Regions from separate parts of the Homo sapiens genome. Here all the other regions are linked to region 3. A link is a contact called in ENCODE Hi-C or POLR2A ChIA-PET data. All regions are on one chromosome and are shown on one strand. Each heading gives the region's core, a stretch centred on a gene start or an enhancer-like site at or near the end of the contact. The rest is flanking DNA. Distances are from core to core; before and after follow the strand shown. Region 1 overlaps NCOR2 (nuclear receptor corepressor 2). Region 2 holds the start of UBC (ubiquitin C). Region 3 has its middle 150 kb from the start of NCOR2.

Region 1 (4,068 bases), core at 707-3,206, 230 kb after region 3:
CTATTTGGCACCCGTGAGCCGGCATGGGTGGTGGTCTGGCTGCGGGGCCAGGCCACCTGGGCCAGACTCGGCCTTCTCTCGGGGAGAGAGGATACCTGCGTGGAACCTGGGATATCCCTGGGGTGGGCTTGGGCTGGCAGGAGGTGGGGGTGCCGTCCTGGGGCTGGGATGGCTGGGCTTCCCCTCCTGCTCTGAGTGGCTGTGGCCCCGACACCTGCACACCTGCCAGATACCCACAGGGCTGCCTCTGGGGCCAGGGGAGGGAGGGGCTGGGGTGTCTGTGTGGTCGTTGGCTGGCTTGGCCTCCCTGCCACTGGGGCAGTCCCCGCCTCACCAAGTTGTCACAGGAAAGTGGAGGTCAGTTAATGAACTCCTAGCCAACAGACCACATGCGCCTGAGAGCCCACTCAGGAACCTCCCCCGGCGGATGCAGCTGTGTTCTTGTTGGCACTCAGGGACTCCACCCTGGCCACCTCCCTGCTCTCCTGCGTACTTCCAGTCCATCAGCAAATCCTGACACCTCTGCCCTAAAATATCTCAATTCCAGCCTTCTGCCCACACCTGAGGCAACCCCCGGCCTGAGCTCGTCATTGCTCTCCAGTAACTTTGCAGTAGCCTCCTCCTGGGTCTCCCTGCTCCTGCCTCCCTCTACTCCCTTCAGTTTATCTTCCAAGCAGCAGCCAGAGGGCTCTTATAAAGGCAGACGACTGCATCCCCCTGTGTGTTCCCCCCTGTGCTCCAAACCATCCATGGCTCCTGTCTCAAGCAGGAAAAAGCCAAAATCCTTGCCATGGGCTGCAGGTCCGGCGTGATCCAGCCCCGTCACCTCCCTGACCTCATCTCCCTGCAGCAGCCCTCTCAACCGCTCACGTACAGCCTCCCAGGCCACCCTGGAGTTCCTCAAACACGCCAGGCACATTCCCACCTGGGGACCTTTGCACCGGCTGTGCCCTCCGCAGGAGCGCCCTCCCCCAGGCACATTCCTCTTTCCTCGCTCCTTCCAGCCCTGGCTGCCCTCCAGGGCCTGCATGGCAGGGGAGACCTGTGGCTAGCCCTGTGGGGACTCTCGAGGCCACTCATGGCTGAGGCTGCAGCCCCACCACGTCCTCCTGGGGTGTGAGATTCAGCCACAGGGGCCCTGCCGGCCTTGAAGGGGGTCTCTGTGGCCTGGGGCTTGGGCCGCCTGCACTTGGGTCTGGGCTTGGGACTGGTGTCGATGCCAGTTCCTCTCGGGCACTGCCCCCTCGGGTACCCCAGCCAGCATCCCTGCCCCGACGCCCAACCCTTCCAGCACATCCTTCCTGCCCTTCCTCCCCTTCCTTCTCTCCTTCTACACCTTCCTCCCTCCTTCTTCCTCCCTCTCTTTCTTTCCACCCAAACAGCCCCCCTGTCCTGCTCACTCCCCTTCACCCCCTGCTTCCTCAGCTCCTGCCATCTCTCCCTGCTCATCCCCTGGGGCAACCTCCCTACCACAGAGCCACTCCCAGCCACCACCCAGCGCCACCCAGCCCATCTGCCTGCGGCCATCTGTCCTTGCCTTCATTACCTGCCCCTCCCCCTCACCTCCCAGCCGCCCCTCACCCATGGGTTCTGCCTGCCATCATCTCCCACCAGTGGCCTTGCCCCTCCCCCATCCACTCACCTCCCCCATTCCCTTGCTCCCCCACCCCCTACCCCCATCCGCTCCCCCTCCTTCCCCCACTCGCCTGGAGTCCAGGGTCCTGTGAGCCCAGTCAGCCCTTGCAGGAACTCACAACTCACAGCCGGACAAGGGCGCCTGGGGGTGCTTGGCCCGTGGCCATTTCTTGGCTGGAGAACGACACCTCCCACGTGTGTGTCCAGCCTGGGGCCTGCCACGCCTCCAGTGCCCTCCACAGCCCTTTGATTTCACTCCTCTTTGAAACAGAAAGTGGAACCTAGACGGTGGCGGTGGTGAGGATGTGCACAGATTAAGCACCTGTGGTTTGCTGCTGTGGGAGTTTGCTGTGGTTTCAGTAAAGCTCAGGACATACCAGGCTGGAGGCTTGTTCTCTCTCCAGCTTCCACAGAGGATGCCGATGGCAGGGCTGGTGGGGGAATCGCAGGCAGTGTCCCCAGAGGCTTCAGTCCCCCAGGGTCACTCAGCCACCCAGCTGTGTCTGACTGCCCAGGCCAGGGTGGGGCTGTGGCCAGGTGGCATCCTAATCCTTGTTGTAGCCTGGTGCCCGGCCAGCTGTGACACGGGCCCCTCCCTGCACAGCCCTGGGGCACCCTAAGCTCCTTAGCAGCCTCAGGGCAAAGGCCATCCTCCTCCTGCAGCGGGAGTAGGGGTGGGCGGTGGGGACTGGGAGACAGCCCCGGGGAGGGAAGTGGCCACTCAGGCCTACAGGGTCCCCTTTTCTGCCCAGTGCGGCCGGATTGGATTGAATGGTTGACCCCTAGGGTGAGGCACCTCCTTTATCAGGAGGCTGGCACGCAGGAGGCATTCACGCAGTGGTAAGAATGCTGCAGTGATGGCGGGTGCCATTAAGTGAGCGCCGACTGCCTGCCACGTGCCAAGTCATGCCCAGCCAGTGTCATTCCCTGATCTCTTCCCAGCCCAAGGAGGCTGGGTCTGTGACCCCCTTTTGTAGACGGCCCCAGGCTGAGCGAGCTGGACGTGGGGGAACGGGATTCAGGCCCAGGCAGCTGGGAGTGCACCCCATGCCTGCCTCCAGGTTGACCTGCTGCTGTGGGTCTCCCCTCTGGTCTCCCTGGTGGGGTGCCCTCCTCCCTCTGCCTGGCATCCCCCATTAGCACTGGAATCTGCTTTCTCCTCTTTTGTTTTGTTTTGTTGTTACAGAAGGCAGGAGAGAATTTTAGCTCAGCCTCCTGGGAGAGATGTTTCCATTTGAACAACTCCCCTGAAGTGGGGCCTGGATGGATAGCAGGCCAGGGTGTGTGTGTGCATGCGCGCGCGCGTGCGTGTGTGTGCGCGTTTGTGTGTGGGTGCGGGTGTGTGTGTGCGTGTGCGCGCATGTGCGTGTGTATGCGCGCATGTGCCTGTGTGTGTCCCTGCGTGTTTGTGTGTGTGTGTGTATGCGTGTGTGCACACATGTGCCTGTGTGCGTGCATGTACCTGTGTGTGCGTGCGTGTGTCCATGCGTGTTTGTGTGTGTGCGTGAGTGTGCATGTGTTGCACGTGTGTATGTGTGTTTGTGTGCGCACGTGTGTGCATGTGTCCGTGCATGTGCGTGAGTGTGCATGTGTGTATATGCATGTGTGCGTGTGTTTGTGTGTGCGTGTGTGTGCATGTGCACGTGTGTGTGCATGTGTTTGTGCGCAGGCAGCTCAGGGCCCAGCCTTGGAGGGTGACCAACCCCTGAGTGGGCAGTTGTCCCCCAGGTGCGCGTTTTGTCTCTGCGCAGAGAGCAGGCCCGAGGGGTGAGTTGCTGCCTGCCCGCCTCTCCAGCACGTCCGTGCGCTCTGGCCTGTGGGTTCTGGAGGGTCTCCATCCCTTACCGTTGCTCTGTGGGTTCTAGAGGGTCTCCGTCCCTTACCGTTGCTCTGTGGTTCTTTCTGCCTGCCTGGCTTTCCCTCTTCTTGTCAGGAATGCCTCTGCCTGTGGTGCGCCCTCTGGGATCTCTCTTAGTCTCTGTGTCTGTCTCTGTCTGTGTCTCTGCCTCTCCATCTCTTTCTCTTTGTGTCCCTCTATCTCTATCTCTTTCTGTTTGTGTGTGTCTGTCACCACGTCTCTGTCTTTCTGTCTCTGTTTCTGTCTTCATCTATGTCCATTTCTGTTTCTCGATCTGTCTGTCTGTCTTCGTCTCTGTGTCTGTCTCTCTCTCCTCTCTGCTTGGACCACAAGGTGGAGGTGTGATGAGCTTGGTGCTGGGGCCTGACCAGCCTGGCCGCAGTAATTGCTCCAGGCCGTGAAGAGATTTGGAAAGTCTGAGCAAGGGAAGATGCCTGGGAGAGCGAGTTGAGAGGTTTTCTGCATCTGCTGTGTGGAATTCAGCTGGGCGCCTGAGGCAGGAATTTGATGGGATTTTTCTGTGTGTGCCCCCTCTGCCCCACCGTGTTCCTGTTTTCTGATGCTTCTCTGCTCTT
Region 2 (4,138 bases), core at 1,639-4,138, 200 kb before region 3:
AAGGTGGTGAATTTCAGAAGGGGGAACTGAATCCTTAGGGGGAGGGGAAAAACGAAGGCGGAGGAGCAGGCGCTGATCCAACCCCGCCCTCCCCAGCTGCAGCCCAGCACCCCGGCCCTTTGTGAGCTCAGCTCATCACACGCTCCCTTCCGCCTGCCAATCCCGCCCTGTTGCTGGGCCTCTGTCCCTTCTCCATTGGTGCCAGCTCTGAAGCAATCTTTTCTGGGGCGCCTGCAAAGGACGGATCTGTGGGTGGAACGAACTGAAAACGGATCCAGTGACTCATCCCGATTCTTGCACATTCTAGCACATCGCATTCTAGGTCAGCAGGGTTTAGGTTTTAAGAGCGTGACTTGATACCTGACTCCTGAGTCCAAGTGGGACATTTAGACTTTGGGAACCCTTTCGGAAAACAGAAAAGCAGTTGTTGCAACAACAAAAATCCTTTGTAGGACAGGGTTTCTTAATTTCAGCACTATTAATATGTTGGGTCTGATAATTCTTTGTTGTGGGGGACTGTCCCTCATAGAATGTTCAGTGGCATCCCTGGTGTCTACCAACAGTGCTAGTATTAGTAGTAGCATCCCCTAACCTCCCCTGAGTTGTGACAACCAAGAATATCTCCAGATATTGCCAAATGTCCCCTGAAAGAGCAAATCACTCCTTGTTGAGAACCATTGTTGTAGAGAAACATCAGACACCTGCGTTTTGGGAGGCCATTTTCTTCCCTGTCACCTCAGTGACTTTGGAGAAAGGTTTATTTCTGTTTGCTTCAATAACCATTTAAGTCAGGGAATGCTGGGATGTTTTCAATAATTTTTTTCTGCTAGAGACAACATTGGTTTCTCTTTGCAGCTAACCTTTGGCCCATTACCCACCCTACCCTCATCCCCTCTTCTTCCTTTTTCCTCCTCCTGTCCTCCTCTCCCGCCCCTGCCTCTGCAGTTAGGGCTGTTTTTTCTCTGTACCTTTTGGACTCTGAAAAAAGCTATGTCACAAAGCTGGTGACTCAGCCTTTAAACAACATGAATCACAAGGCTTGCAGCAGAGTAACAGCCAAAAGCAACCAGGGCGTGGTTGAAAGCCAGGCCTGGTCACCTCAGAAAGAATCTCAGCTTTTTAATCCCTTCAAAACTCCTTCCCGAAATGTAGGGGAAAAACAAAAAACAAAAACTTTGCAGAAATGTGTATTGGAAATCACTGGGGTATCCTGCCAATCCTGGAAAATGACACTTTTATTATTCGTTTTAATTTCCCAGTAACACATGAATTCATTCTCTTTAAAATGTTAAAAATTGGAGATGTCAAAGTCTGTTTTGAACAATGCACAGATCTTGGATTTTCATAAATACACAGAAACATGGGTTACCATAGAAAATATATAGCAGGTTCATTTTGCTTTGATGCATATTTTAAGTCTGCCGTTTAAATAATGTAATGTTCATAACTTAAAACAAGAATGCAGCCTTTTCCTAATGGCAAAATATTTTTCAGTTGGTAGCCTCTTTTTCTCTTTTTTTTGAAGCTTTTAAGGGTAGAAATCAAAATAGCCTCCCTACCTCCAATACATTTGTAGAAACAGGGACTATTTGTAGAAGAGTCCAGAAGGAACAGTGGCTGGGAAATTGAGGGCATGAGGGAGACTTTTCACTGTACACTTTAAAAAGACACATTTAAAAAATCTCACCATGTTCGTATATTTTAAAACATTTAAAAAATATACTGAAGAAATGACACGTAGGGATCACAAAATAGGTTGTGGTAAAAATTTAAAAAGCTGGCTGGTGATGCTTTTCTCCCCACTTCTTTTACCAAAATAGAATTGCCCTGTAGAATTACATTTCATATTTGACACCCTACCCTGCACTGAAATAAGGTTGGGATTCTATTCCTGTCTTTTAAAATCTCCGGTTTAAATGGGTCCGATTATTGAATGGATCCTGCTTACAATAATCGTACCCATTGAAACCAGAGAAATTTCCATGCCTCCCTGTTGGCATCAAGTAGGACCTTTCCATACCTGGCCCTCAGAATGTACAGGAAGGTGGAAGAACAGTCTAGAAGGATGTCGTTCGCTCAGCCTTGCGTTCCAGCTAAAATAAAACTGTGTGGGGTTTCCGCCTCTTTTTTCCAAATTTAACCTGGACACCCAGCTCCTCTGCAGTGTCTCCCCTGGAAAGTTCTCGAGCGTTCCCCAGCTTTAGGGCCACGCCCGCCCTGAGATCTGCCGAGTCATTGTCCTTGTCCCGCGGCCCCGGGAGCCCCCCGCGACCGGCCTGGGAGGCTCAGGGAGGTTGAAGGGGGCTGAGCAAAGGAAGCCCCGTCATTACCTCAAATGTGACCCAAAAATAAAGACCCGTCCATCTCGCAGGGTGGGCCAGGGCGGGTCAGGAGGGAGGGGAGGGAGACCCCGACTCTGCAGAAGGCGCTCGCTGCGTGCCCCACGTCCGCCGAACGCGGGGTTCGCGACCCGAGGGGACCGCGGGGGCTGAGGGGAGGGGCCGCGGAGCCGCGGCTAAGGAACGCGGGCCGCCCACCCGCTCCCGGTGCAGCGGCCTCCGCGCCGGGTTTTGGCGCCTCCCGCGGGCGCCCCCCTCCTCACGGCGAGCGCTGCCACGTCAGACGAAGGGCGCAGCGAGCGTCCTGATCCTTCCGCCCGGACGCTCAGGACAGCGGCCCGCTGCTCATAAGACTCGGCCTTAGAACCCCAGTATCAGCAGAAGGACATTTTAGGACGGGACTTGGGTGACTCTAGGGCACTGGTTTTCTTTCCAGAGAGCGGAACAGGCGAGGAAAAGTAGTCCCTTCTCGGCGATTCTGCGGAGGGATCTCCGTGGGGCGGTGAACGCCGATGATTATATAAGGACGCGCCGGGTGTGGCACAGCTAGTTCCGTCGCAGCCGGGATTTGGGTCGCAGTTCTTGTTTGTGGATCGCTGTGATCGTCACTTGGTGAGTAGCGGGCTGCTGGGCTGGCCGGGGCTTTCGTGGCCGCCGGGCCGCTCGGTGGGACGGAGGCGTGTGGAGAGACCGCCAAGGGCTGTAGTCTGGGTCCGCGAGCAAGGTTGCCCTGAACTGGGGGTTGGGGGGAGCGCAGCAAAATGGCGGCTGTTCCCGAGTCTTGAATGGAAGACGCTTGTGAGGCGGGCTGTGAGGTCGTTGAAACAAGGTGGGGGGCATGGTGGGCGGCAAGAACCCAAGGTCTTGAGGCCTTCGCTAATGCGGGAAAGCTCTTATTCGGGTGAGATGGGCTGGGGCACCATCTGGGGACCCTGACGTGAAGTTTGTCACTGACTGGAGAACTCGGTTTGTCGTCTGTTGCGGGGGCGGCAGTTATGGCGGTGCCGTTGGGCAGTGCACCCGTACCTTTGGGAGCGCGCGCCCTCGTCGTGTCGTGACGTCACCCGTTCTGTTGGCTTATAATGCAGGGTGGGGCCACCTGCCGGTAGGTGTGCGGTAGGCTTTTCTCCGTCGCAGGACGCAGGGTTCGGGCCTAGGGTAGGCTCTCCTGAATCGACAGGCGCCGGACCTCTGGTGAGGGGAGGGATAAGTGAGGCGTCAGTTTCTCTGGTCGGTTTTATGTACCTATCTTCTTAAGTAGCTGAAGCTCCGGTTTTGAACTATGCGCTCGGGGTTGGCGAGTGTGTTTTGTGAAGTTTTTTAGGCACCTTTTGAAATGTAATCATTTGGGTCAATATGTAATTTTCAGTGTTAGACTAGTAAATTGTCCGCTAAATTCTGGCCGTTTTTGGCTTTTTTGTTAGACAATGCAGATCTTCGTGAAGACTCTGACTGGTAAGACCATCACCCTCGAGGTTGAGCCCAGTGACACCATCGAGAATGTCAAGGCAAAGATCCAAGATAAGGAAGGCATCCCTCCTGACCAGCAGAGGCTGATCTTTGCTGGAAAACAGCTGGAAGATGGGCGCACCCTGTCTGACTACAACATCCAGAAAGAGTCCACCCTGCACCTGGTGCTCCGTCTCAGAGGTGGGATGCAAATCTTCGTGAAGACACTCACTGGCAAGACCATCACCCTTGAGGTCGAGCCCAGTGACACCATCGAGAACGTCAAAGCAAAGATCCAGGACAAGGAAGGCATTCCTCCTGACCAGCAGAGGTTGATCTTTGCCGGAAAG
Region 3 (4,192 bases), core at 1,648-4,147:
GCGTGTCTAGGGACCTCCATTGACTATGTTTGCTTTTTTGCTCCTCCTCCTTTGCCATAAGGAGAATGTGCTGAGTGGCCACTGGTCCCACAGAGTGGATGAGAGATATGTGGGGCTGAGCCACACCTAGATCAGCCGACCTGCAGCAGCTGGGTGAATCCAGGTGAGGTCAGCAGAGCCCGGCGGGCGAGCCAGCCTAGATCAGCCAGCGCCAGCCGCCCTGCTAACACACCAGCCAGGTACATAGTGATTGTTGTACACGTTGAGGTTCTGTGGTTGGTTGTCAAGCAGCACATAGTAGGTGCTCAATAGATAACTATGGAATGTTTGAGCATACAGCTAGAGCTCCATAAAAGACATCCAGTAAAGCCCCCAGCACTGTGCTGGGCACACGGGAAGTGCTCAAGACACAGTGCTCCCTTCTCCCTGCTTCCTCCTGTCAACAGCAGCAGCAGTAGGTTAGAGAGGCCGATATTTGAGACATTGTGGCAACCTTTACAGTCCACACTCTACTATTCTACGGGACACCCCGAAGCCTCCAGCCACCCCTCGGCAGCCCTTGGTAGAACAGGGTCTATGTCTCTTTCTTGGCCTCTTCTGACCAAGAGTCTTGTTCCTAGTGGTGAAGAAGCTGGGGTCTTTCTGGAGCCACTGCAGACCCCCTAGTCAAGGGTGGCTGCTTTGTCTCTGCAAGAAAGCAGATTGTTCTCTTTGCCGACTCCTGCTGGGATCTTCTCTCTTCCTCTCCTCCCACCTCTTCACAGGCGGAAGCCATAATTATTTCAATGCAACATCCCTGTCATCAGCCAGCACTTTGAGCAGGGGACACAGTCAGCACTGTTTGGGATCCCACACTGTGTGTACACAGTGATTATTCCGGCATCGAGGGCAGATAATGAAACCTGGAGTTGTGTGTCTTGAGACACCTCTGCTCACTACTCACTCTCTAGACACCAAGAAAATTCGACTTCCCGCCACGCCCAGCCGGGCCCTGCAATGGGCTCCCAGCTCCTGTGGGTGCAACATGAGCCTGGTAGCTCCCAGGCAAACGCTGAGCAGCAGGCGAGATCATGGTGGCCGCGGTGGCCACAGTCTGTGAGGTCAGAGCTCCCGTTAGGCGTGGGCTATCTATGGGTTTAATAAGCCAAGGCCTTCAGGGCAGGGCCCACAGAGCAGGAATGTCCTGAGGCTCAATATTCCAGCCATTTGTTCCTGTCTGTTGTCTCTCAAACCAGATCCTCTGCCACTTCTGAAGGTCCCTGCAAAAGAGGCTTCTGCCTCTAACCCTAAGCAGCCAGCCCAAGCCTGCCATGTGGAGAGAAGGGGACAGGGAGGCAGGAGTTGCAATCTGTGCCCCGTGTGCCCCCTGTGCCATCACCCTGTACAATTGTGGCCCAGGCAAAGCTCCTCTCTGTACCTCGGTCCCCTTGTCTCAGGAACAGGATCTCTTTCTTTCTTTCTTTCTTTTTCTTTCTTTCCCTTTCCTTTCCTTTCCTTTCCTTTCCTTTCCTTTCCTTTCCTTTCCTTTCCTTTCCTTTCCTTCCTTTCTTTCTTTCTCTCTTTCTCTCTCTCTTTCTTTCCTTCTTTCTTCCGTCTTTCTTTCTTTGTCTCGGGAACAGGATTTCTTTCTTTCTTTTTTTATTTTATTTATTTATTTTTTTGAGATGGAGTCTCGCTCTTGTTGCCCAGGCTGGAGTGCAGTAGCATGATCTTGGCTCACTGCAAACTCCGCCTCCCGGGTTCAAGTGATTCTCGTGCCTCAGCCTCCTGGGTAGCTGGGATTACAGAAACGCGCCACTACACCCAGCTAATTTTTGTATTTTTAATAGAGACAGGATTTCACCACATCTGCCAGGCTGGTCTCAAACTCCTGATCTCAAGTGATCCACCTGCCTTGGCCTCTCAAAGTGCCGGGATTACAGGTGTGAGCCACCGCGCCCGGCTGAGAACAGGGTTTCGTCTATTTCTCATTAAGTTGCTGATGGCTCCCTTTCAGGATTCACCGCCACAACCAGGCCTCCCTGGCACCTTGTTTTAAATCACAGCCCTCCTGACCTAGATCCAGGGCCCCAGAAGCAGAGCCAGAGAGAGAGGTTTTTACAGGAGAGGGAGGGAGGGCGGCCTCAGCCTGGACCCACGGGGGGCTCTGATATGTGAACTCCACCAGGGTTTGTCCCATCTGTAGCCAGGTGGGTCAGGATGTGTGTGTGTGTGTGTGTGTGTGTGTTTTGTTTTTTGTTTTTTGCATTATTTTTGAGACAGGGTTTCACTCTCTTGCCCAGGCTGGAGTGCAATGGTACCATCACAGCTCACTGCAGCCTCCACCTCCAAGGATCAAGCGATTCTCCTGCCTCAGCCTCCTGAGTAGTTGGGACTACAGGAGTGTACCACTGTGCCTGGCTAATTTTTTTATTTTTTGTAGAGACTAGGTCTCACTATGTTGCCCAGGCTGGTCTTTAACTCCTGGCCTCAAGCAATCTTCCTGCTTTGGCCTCCCAAACTGCCAGGATTACAGGCGTGAGCCACTGCATCCAGCCTTGCTTTATTTTCAATTGTGGTAAAATACACATAACATAAAATGTACCACTTTAGCCATTTTTAAAGGTACAATTCAGTGGTATTAAGGACATTCACAGTGTTGCTTGACCATCACCACTCTCCTGTTCTGAAAGGTTTTCATCACTCCAAGCAGACTCTGTCCCCATTAAGCAATAACTGTCATTCCCGTCCCCCAGCCCCTGGTAAGCGCTAACGTACTGTCTGTCTCTGTGAATCCGCCTGCTCTAGGCACTTTATTTAACCGGAATCATGCATCTGGCTACTTTCACTTAGCATCGTGTCTTCAAAGTTCATTTACGTTAGAGCCTGAGTCAGAATTTCCTTCCTTCCCGCCGCACTTTCATTTTGAATAGACTTTACTTTTCAGAGCAAGTTGAGTTCACAGGAGTGGCATTCCTCTTCACGGCTCAACAATATCCCCTGCATGGAGGCGCCCCTCGTGTTATTTGTCATCTCCTGATGGGCACTTGGGCTGTTCCTACCTTTTGGCCATTGTGACTGGTGCTGCTGTGAATGCCTGTGCACCAGAATCTTTCCTAGTCCTTCCTCTCAGGGGGCCAGGCTTCTGCCCTCCCCTCCGTCCTGCTCCCCGTGTCAGTCTGTTTTGGTCACTGGCTGTGGCCTGGGAGACACTCCCACTTGGATGAAGGCAGTCACCCCCGGCGGTGCTCAGGGTGGAAGGGGGCCAGCAGGGGAATCCGGGTGGTGCCAGGAGTGCCCTGCATCTCCCCGTTCCTCCTGCCTTCCCTGCTTTGCTACCCCCAGTACTTCTCACCTTCTGACACCCCCGGCATGTGCTGACTTCTTGGGCTTCTTGTCTACTTCCCCCTAGAAAGCACCCAAGGCCTGGGGCTGTGCCTGTTTTGTCACGGCTGGACCCACCCTTCCTGATACACAGTCAGGCTCAACAAATATGCATGGGATGAATGACTAGCACGCGCGCACACACGATCTCTTGGAATTCTCGCCGAAACTGTGATGTCACTGCTGCCGTCATCCCCATTCTACAGAGAAGGAAATGGAGGCTCAGGAACGTTGAGTGAATTCCCCAAGGTCACAGAGCTTGCGAGCGGCAGAGCAGAGACAGGGGTGCAGAGCTGCCCCACGCCTAGCACTTCCCAGCCGGAAGGCTTGGCCTGTCTACATGATGAGCTGGACACCTGTCAAACACATGTCACTCACACTAATTCGACTCTGCGTCTTTGGAGAGAGAGAAACTTCGATACCCAGCCAATGGCCAGGCCATTGCGCTCAACTAGTGAGGGTGAGGACCTAAGTGTGCAGTTTCCACAATTGCGTCCCTTCTCTCGTGCCCCTCTTTTTTATAATAAAAAATAATTTTAAATCCCAGCACTTTGGGAGGTTGAGGCAGGCAGATCACTTGAGGTTAGGAGTTTGAGTTCATCCTGGCCAACATGGTGAAACCCCATCTCTACTAAAAATACAAAAATTAGCTGGGCATTGGTGGCGGACGCCTGTAATCTCGCTACTCAGGAGGCTGAGACAGAAGAATCACTTGAACCCGGGAGGCAGACATGGCAGTGAGCTGAGATCGCAACACTGCACTCCAGCCTGGGTGACAGAGTGAGATTCTGTTTCAAAAAAAAATTTTTTTTTTAATTTAATTTTTTAG

What was found. A loop is a pair of places that touch in the nucleus more often than their neighbours do. ChIA-PET counts read pairs that join two places held with the same protein, here RNA polymerase II (POLR2A). Pooled maps may share reads with other maps.
Region 1: a map of GM12878 shows a loop between it and region 3 (10-fold over the local background). The contact joins two enhancer-like sites. A Hi-C loop is called at or near these places in 1 of 168 maps with a recorded cell type or tissue (GM12878), 7 of 37 single-sample maps with no recorded cell type and 10 of 50 pooled maps.
Region 2: a pooled map shows a loop between it and region 3 (7-fold over the local background). The contact joins the promoter of UBC here to the enhancer-like site in region 3. A Hi-C loop is called at or near these places in 8 of 50 pooled maps. POLR2A ChIA-PET finds 5 or more read pairs at or near these places in 3 of 52 experiments (K562, WTC11 and activated naive CD4-positive, alpha-beta T cell).

Annotation. Positions count from the first base shown.
Region 1 is chr12:124,478,444-124,482,511 of GRCh38, reverse strand. The region is part of intron 5 of NCOR2 (nuclear receptor corepressor 2); the gene reads left to right. Among named protein-coding and RNA genes, the nearest start is that of NCOR2, 87 kb to the left of the region's middle. RefSeq lists enhancers at 253-342, 353-542, 1,624-2,131, 2,132-2,641, 3,151-3,660. Within about 2 kb of position 1,956, at least 16 of the 41 ENCODE cell types and tissues checked have a DNase peak (open chromatin) inside an H3K27ac peak, as active enhancers do; they include GM12878, where a contact is called at or near this core.
Region 2 is chr12:124,913,400-124,917,537 of GRCh38, reverse strand. UBC (ubiquitin C) reads left to right here and starts at 2,888. Exons shown (of 2, transcript NM_021009.7): 1 at 2,888-2,951; 2 at 3,764-4,138. The coding sequence starts at 3,767. MIR5188 (microRNA 5188) reads right to left here and starts at 1,991; the gene lies at 1,879-1,991. RefSeq lists enhancers at 132-401, 901-1,195, 557-1,236, 2,860-3,309, 2,634-3,591 and 1 more and silencers at 892-951, 2,310-2,649.
Region 3 is chr12:124,712,521-124,716,712 of GRCh38, reverse strand. No RefSeq gene overlaps it. Among named protein-coding and RNA genes, the nearest start is that of NCOR2, 150 kb to the right of the region's middle. RefSeq lists enhancers at 2,582-3,226, 3,227-3,872. Within about 2 kb of position 2,897, at least 25 of the 41 ENCODE cell types and tissues checked have a DNase peak (open chromatin) inside an H3K27ac peak, as active enhancers do; they include GM12878, where a contact is called at or near this core.